2 separate regions of the Homo sapiens genome follow, and region 2 is linked to region 1. Evidence: chromatin contacts called from ENCODE Hi-C data. All regions are on one chromosome and are shown on one strand. Each heading gives the region's core, a stretch centred on a gene start or an enhancer-like site at or near the end of the contact. The rest is flanking DNA. Distances are from core to core; before and after follow the strand shown. Region 1 holds the start of NQO1 (NAD(P)H quinone dehydrogenase 1). Region 2 holds the start of PDPR (pyruvate dehydrogenase phosphatase regulatory subunit).

Region 1 (3,369 bases), core at 534-3,033:
ACTTGAGTGCTCCAGGGAACATGAGTGCAAATCAGATGCATCTATTAGTTGCAAACAAAAAACCTGGATGCTTTAGTTAACCTCAAGATTTGGTTAGCTGGGTACAGCTAAAACTAATTATACAAGATCCAAGTCTTCCCTTTTCACCTCATTACCACCGCCCTTTTTTGTGTTTAAGCTACACGTAAATACAGAACATTCTGTAAGATTGAAAAGTCAGGAAATAGTTCCTGCCCTAGTATTGGAGGAGAGGGTGCCAGTGCCTCGACGCTGAAGAATGAAATACAAGGGAAACAGCAACCACCGTGTATGCGGCAAGCCTCTCAGCTGTCAGAATCTATTCCCTGCTGTCTCTGCCAGTAACTCATGCTGGGCTACCAATCCCCAGCTTAGTCCCTTTCTCAGAGATCCTGATAATTTCAGTTTGTCAACTGCAAGGGCAGTCTGTTCCTCCACTCACTTTGACCAAGATGGGCTTCTTTGTGTACAGGCGCATTTTTAGAGGCAGGACCAGGTCCACAGGGAAGGAAATTACAAAACACAGGATTCTGCCCCAGATGAGGCAACAGCTTTCTAAATCTTAGTACTGTCCAATCTCAGAGTGAGATTATTTGGGAAACAGCTCTCAATCCCTGCAGTTGTCTCAGCTGGTTATTTATGCCTTGGGTGGAGCTGGGGTGACCTCTGAGTTCCCCTAGGGTCGATGGCCGAGTGGGAAGGCTCTATCACTGAAGTGGACCCAATACTAGAAACGGATCCAGTACGATCTGATCAGGTTTGCCTAATCCAAGGGCCTCAATGGAAAATGCCTCCCAAGGCCAGGCACGGTGGCTCACGTCAGTAATCTCAGCACTTGGGGAGGCTGAGGTGGGTGGATCACCTGAGGTCAGGAGTTCAAGACCGCGCTGGCCAACTTGGCGAAACCCGTCTGTACTAAAAATATAAAAATTAGCCGCGCATGATGGCGCACTCCTGTAATCCCAGCTACTCGGGAGGCTGAGATGGGAGAATCGCTTGAACCCGGGAGGCGGAAGTTTCGCTGAGCTGAGATAGCGCCATTGCACTACAGCCTGGGCGACAAGAGCAAAACTCCGTCTCAAACAAAACAAAACAAAACAAAACAAAACAAAACCTGTGCCTGGCAGCCTGGAGCCGGTTCTGGTCTCCGTCAAACCAAAGGCATCAGTTTCCTCCACTCCTGTCCACCAATCGCCAGATATTCTCATTTTCTTCAGAAGCTCGGAATCCACATTTTTAAGTGAAATCACCCATTTTAATGTTAGCAACTTATTTCAAAGTGTTTTAGATACTATAGACCAAAAGAGGTATGGGCTGTGACCGTAAGCCTGATTTGGCCTCTGACGGCCAGTTTCTGACCACAGTTTTGGAGGGAATTTCTGCTTCCAAGGTCAAGTTTCTCCTAAATGCCCACTAGAGTTCGTGGGGTGGAGTGAGGAAGGATCCGCGACACCGGATACAAACAGAAGCTCTCCTTCTCCCGGAGTCCGATCAAGGCTCATCCCAGGTCCCTAATCTCTTCCCTTTGTGGGTTTTGAGTCAAGGAACAAAATTCAGGGCCAAGCCCCTACAACCTCCTCCACAGGCACCAGTGCTCGAGAGACGACCGCCAAGCACCCCGCCCTTTGCAGCACTCACCGACCATGGCTCTGGTGCAGTCCGGGGCGCTGATTGGCTGGGCTCGTGGTTGCCGGGGCGACCCTGGCCGGAACTAGGCTCTCGGTGAGCTGGGCGGCTCCGGCTGCAACCTTGTGGGAGTCGCGTGTGTAGTGCACGGTGCATTCTCTCTTATATATCCTGTCCGGCCCGTTTGAGGTGGACAGCCTACAAGGGCGGGACCCAACGCCTGAATCCTGGGGTGCTGGGCGGAGGATGCTGAGGCTGCAGCTCCAGGAAGGGAGGGAGCCTGGGGGATGAAGGAGGGGCCTCTCCACTCTCACCCGCCGGAGCAACTGGTGGAAGTCAAGAAAAGTCTCTCGGGGCTGGGGGAGGGGATTGTAGGGGTGTGTGTGACAGAGGCCTCAAAAATCTGGCTGGGGGTGCTAAGGCAAGCCCATCTGCGCACTGTGCCCTGAGGTGCAAGAGGATGCAGGGTGGAAGTCGTCCCAAGAGAGTCCAGGGATCAAGTGGGCATGCCCTTTTAGCCTTGGCACGAAATGGAGCAGAAAAAGAGCCGGATGCGGATTACTGTGGTGCCCTAGGCTCAGATTCTGCTGAGTCACTGTGACTGCGGATTTGGAAGGCTGAGAGTCCTGGGGAGACATGCTCCGTGGAGACGAATTTGTTTCTTCCTTTGCAAGATTCAGATTCTGCACTTGGGGGCCCATACAACACACTTCCCTGGGTGCATGCCACTGCACCACCCCTGCTCCTCAAGGCAGGTAATGGGGGAACTAATTGGTTTTGTTTCCCATGAGCTAAGGCAAGGCTGGTGTGGAGATAGCAGTTATAGGGAAGCATATTAAAGAATAGCCAAAACGGGACCAGGCGCGGTGGCTCACGCCTGTAATCCCAGCAATATGGGAGGCCGAGGTGGGTGGATCACCTGAGGTCAGGAGTTCGAGACCAGCCTGGCCAACCTGGTGAAGCCCCGTCTGTACTGAAAAATTAGCTGGGCGTGATGGCGGGCGCCTGTAAGTCCCAGCTACTCGGGAGGCTGAGGCAGGAGAATCGCTTGAACCCGGAAGGCGGAGGTTGCAGTGGGTCGAGATCGTGCCACTGCACTCCCGCCTGGGTGACGAAGTGAGACTCCGTCTCAAAAAAAACTCTATAAAGTAAAAGTTACTGTAAAGAAGGAGATATACTCTCAGTAGGTGAAGGAAAAAGAACTAGAGCTTTAAAGTGGTAATTAACCATCAGAAGAATCACAGATGGGGGAGGTGAGGATGACACAGGGCCCTTCCGTTGTCCCTCCAGTGCAAAAGTTAAGGAGGCACCAGAAAACTGGTTTCCAACTCCCGACCTCAGGTGATCCTACCGCCTCGGCCTCCCGAAGTGCTGGGATTACAGGCATGAGCCACCGCGCCCGGCCCCATCGTGACATTTTTGCATTCATTTTGATGCAACAAGAGAGGACTATATTATTTACACGTATTTACAAATTACTTTGGGAGGCTGAGGCAGGAGGATCACTTGAGCCCAAGAGTTTGAGAAAAGCCTGAGCAACAAAGTGAGACCCCATCTGACAAAATAGTATAAAAGGACGTTTTAAAAAAGGGCTAGGTAGGCAGCCCTGTCCAATAGAACTTTCCCTATCTGTGCTGCCCAAGTAAGGTAGCCACAAGCTTCAAGTAGCTATTGAGCACTGGAAATGTGGCCAGCAGCCAGGCGTGGTGGCAGGCGCCTGTGTCC
Region 2 (3,369 bases), core at 451-2,950, 390 kb after region 1:
GGAGTGGAGGCCGATCATGGTGATGGAGAAGGAAATCAGGGACAGATCTACACCATTTGTTTGCTATTTACTGCACGTAAACAGAATGAAATCAACACATTAAGTATTTCACTTGATTTCATCCACCATCTCCTGCAGACAACCAGGTTTCTCCCAAATTCATGTGCCTGGAAATGGCTTGAACCAAATGGTTCATGAGGAAAACCTGTGATATTTTTCATGAAATCGCCACATCTGGGCATCAGGAAAGCCTTCCCCGAGAATGTCTCAAATTGGTCAGCCGTTTTCTCTTTTTTTAGACAGGTAGGTGTCCCCAAGCATTCAATCCTAGCTAAAATATGGAAGTATTTATCTAGCACAGGAGCCTATGGCATAGTTTCAGTCCACTGTCTGGCAGACCTCATCTGGGCTGTCTTTGTGTGATTTGACTGGCCAGTAAATGGGGTATAAACTATGTAGGCTGTGGCCTGGCCTTGTGACAGAGGGGTCCCTGGAACTTGACTGCCACTCCCTAAGAGCAGAAACCGCCTCTTTCTTGTACATTGCTGGATCCCATCATCCTGCACAGTGCCTGGCTACAGGTGGCCAGCAATAAAACACAAGATTGGGGCAGGCACAGTGGCTCACGCCTGTAATCCCAGGACTTTGGGAGGCTGAGATGGAAGGATCACTTGAGGCCAGGAGTTCAGGCCCAGCCTAGGCAACATAGTGAGCCTATCTCTACAAAAAAAAAATTTTTTTTAAATTAATAAAACACAAGATTGGTTTGTGTGGTGAGACAGTATTGAATCCAACAAACGGGAACTGGATAGTGTGGCCCAAGATGCAATGGTGGCTGCAGCATGAGACCCTTATGCATATAATATTCAGTGGAAGAGGTGCCAGGCACTGTTCTGGGTGCTGAGAATAAAGCTATGCATAAGACTAAGGTTCTGTCGACAGAGATCGTGTCACACCAGTGGAAAAGACAGTCATCAAACTTATATCCTTGAGTCAGTGATGAGTTCTAGAAGGAAAGAAAAGGCTGATGTGACAGTGAGGAAGGGATGAGTGGAGACTTCTCTGAGACTTCAGTGATTCCTCTTCCTCTGAGCTGAGCCAAGCTGAGAAGCTGAGAAGAGTAAGATAGGGCCGGGAACTCAGGTCCGTTAGTCCGTCCTCCGAGGTGGGGCGGGCCAGCAGAATGGATTTCCGATCTACTCTGTGAGAGCCTCGCCCAAGAAAGCCCAGAGCCACTTCCAAGATCCGCGCTCCCACGGCGATGAGAAGCGTTTTCCCCCGGGACTGCTTGGCTTAGGACTGGGGACCCACTGGCTTTGGAGTAAGCCCTGGCACGGGCCTCGAGGGAAGAAAGAACTCCCGCGCTCCCCACACTCCACAGGGCCTGCGATCATCTCAGATGTTCCGGTTCCACGTGCAGAAACCCCGCCGGTCCGAGGCCCCGGTTCTAAAACGGCCCTAAGAGTCAAGGCTTCCACAGCTCGCCTCTGAGGGTGGCAAAGAGGCCGCGGGGGCGGTGCCTCGCGAGACCCAAACAAGCCCACGTGGCAGGGGCGGGGCTCCGCGAAGGCGTCACGGCGCGCTCGTGCGCTGCTGAGGTCACGCGCCGGCAGTACCCTTGCCCGGGGGCCGTAAAGCGCGGAAGGTCGCGGTCTCGGCTTCCCCGGAACTTTTTGCTCGCTTCGCCCCGCCCCCTTCCCATCCCCGAACCCCGCTTTCCGGCCCGCGGCGACCCCAGGCAACTGTTGTGGCTGCCGCATTGCTCCCGCCGGGCTGTAGCTGAGCGCGGAGCCCGTGGGGACCGGTGAGGTAAGGAGATAGCTTCGGGGCAACTCTGGCCTCCCCGTCCGCGCGGGCCTAAGCGCCCCGGGACCCCTGGGTTCCCCTCTTTCTCCTTTGGTTTCGCCCGGGGGTGGTCCCCGCTAGCTCACGCTTCCAGTGGGTTCCGCCTGGCCTCTCGCGAAGTCGCGTCCGGGCGCCAGTACTCGTCCCCGTAAGGTTGTCCGCTCGTGCCTTGGCTTGTGTTCTCGGCTACCCCTGGGCGTGCGCACCGCTCCTCCAGGAGCCTGCACTTCAGCCCCGATGCCAGGGCGGCCGGGGTGACCTCGGGCTCCCCCGTCTCGGGCTTGCACACCCCTGCGGCGCAGAGCCAACTCCAGCTTGTCTAGCCCGGTCCTCCATCCCTGCAGATGGAACTGTTTTCCCGCGTTGAGACGTGCGGTCCGCTTGTGCTTTTAGAACTAAAGACTGCTGCAGAGTCCGGAGGAAGAAGTCACCTAGAAAAATCTGGGACAGGGCAGTAAGCTTCCTTCTTAATGTTTGACCTTTGGGGGCCGATGTGTGATACCTCGGATTTGAATCAAGAATCTCCAAGCCCATTTTCCGCATGCATGTAAACGTGATGTACCGGGATGGGGTCTGGTGGTGGAGGAGGAGCCAGCCTGACGGATAAGCTTTTCCAGTGGCAGGGACTTGTGTTAATTTCTTTTTTCTTTTTTTTTCTTTTTTCCGAGACAGAGTTTCACTCTGTCGCCCAGGCGGGAGTGCAGTGGCGCGATCTCGGCTCACTGCAACCTCTGCCTCCTGGGTTCAAGCAATTCTCCTGCCTCAGCCTCCCAAGTAGCTGGGAATACAGGTGTGCGCCACCACGCCCGGCTAATTTTTGTGTTTTTAGTAGAGACGGGGTTTCACTATGTTGGCCAGGCTGGTCTCGAACTCCTGACCTCGTGATTCTCCCGCCTCAGCCTCCCAAAGTGCTGGGATTACAGGCGTGAGCCACTGCGCTCGGCCAACTTGTGTTAATTTCTTAAACTTGCGTGATCACCTGGTGTACTTGTTGAAAAATACAGCTCCCTGGAGTGGCAGGATCAGAATCTGCCGAGGTGGACCGTGGGAATCTGTCATTTTTAAACAAGTGTCCCAGGTGGTTCTTTTGCTGAGGCAAGTGTGGGAAATGTTGTGTGAACCCACGCTCATCCAGTCTTCCTTGTGACCGGCAGTCCACTGTGCGCAACGCTGCAGCCATACAGAGGGACAACTCGAAGTTAGAACTAGCACCTTGGTCTTGTTGGAATAAGCAGATCTGAGTAGAGCCAGCTGCAGTCTTATGGTTGTTTAGCAGAAGTTATTCTTCTTAGCAGAGAATATTATACGGTCATTTTCCAGAACTGTAAAAACTCTATCATTTGTTTTAAACCAGATGATGTGCTTCATTTCTGTCTTTGACGTCTTCAGTTTCTTCTCCCCTGGCTTTACCTCCTTTGTTATCAGTTTGTGCTTTGGTTTTGCTGCCAACCTTATAGGTTTAGGTTTGGCGGCAAAGGCACTAGACTCTGGTGCCTTCTTTTCCTTCGTTGTCTTAAGCCCTTC

What was found. Hi-C counts contacts between places; a loop is a spot of excess contacts on that map. Pooled maps may share reads with other maps.
Region 2: a loop to region 1 is called in a pooled map, with 9 times the contacts of the local background. The contact joins the promoter of PDPR here to the promoter of NQO1 in region 1. A Hi-C loop is called at or near these places in 7 of 50 pooled maps.

What each region holds. Positions count from the first base shown.
Region 1 is chr16:69,724,777-69,728,145 of GRCh38, forward strand. It overlaps NQO1 (NAD(P)H quinone dehydrogenase 1), which reads right to left and starts at 1,784. Exons shown (of 6, transcript NM_000903.3): 1 at 1,657-1,784. The coding sequence starts at 1,663. It overlaps NQO1-DT (NQO1 divergent transcript), which reads left to right and starts at 1,951. Exons shown (of 2, transcript NR_186363.1): 1 at 1,951-2,399. RefSeq lists enhancers at 1,267-2,259, 1,346-2,545, 1,792-2,051, 2,260-3,253.
Region 2 is chr16:70,112,632-70,116,000 of GRCh38, forward strand. It overlaps PDPR (pyruvate dehydrogenase phosphatase regulatory subunit), which reads left to right and starts at 1,701. Exons shown (of 19, transcript NM_017990.5): 1 at 1,701-1,809; 2 at 2,190-2,299. RefSeq lists enhancers at 1,665-1,714, 2,235-3,177.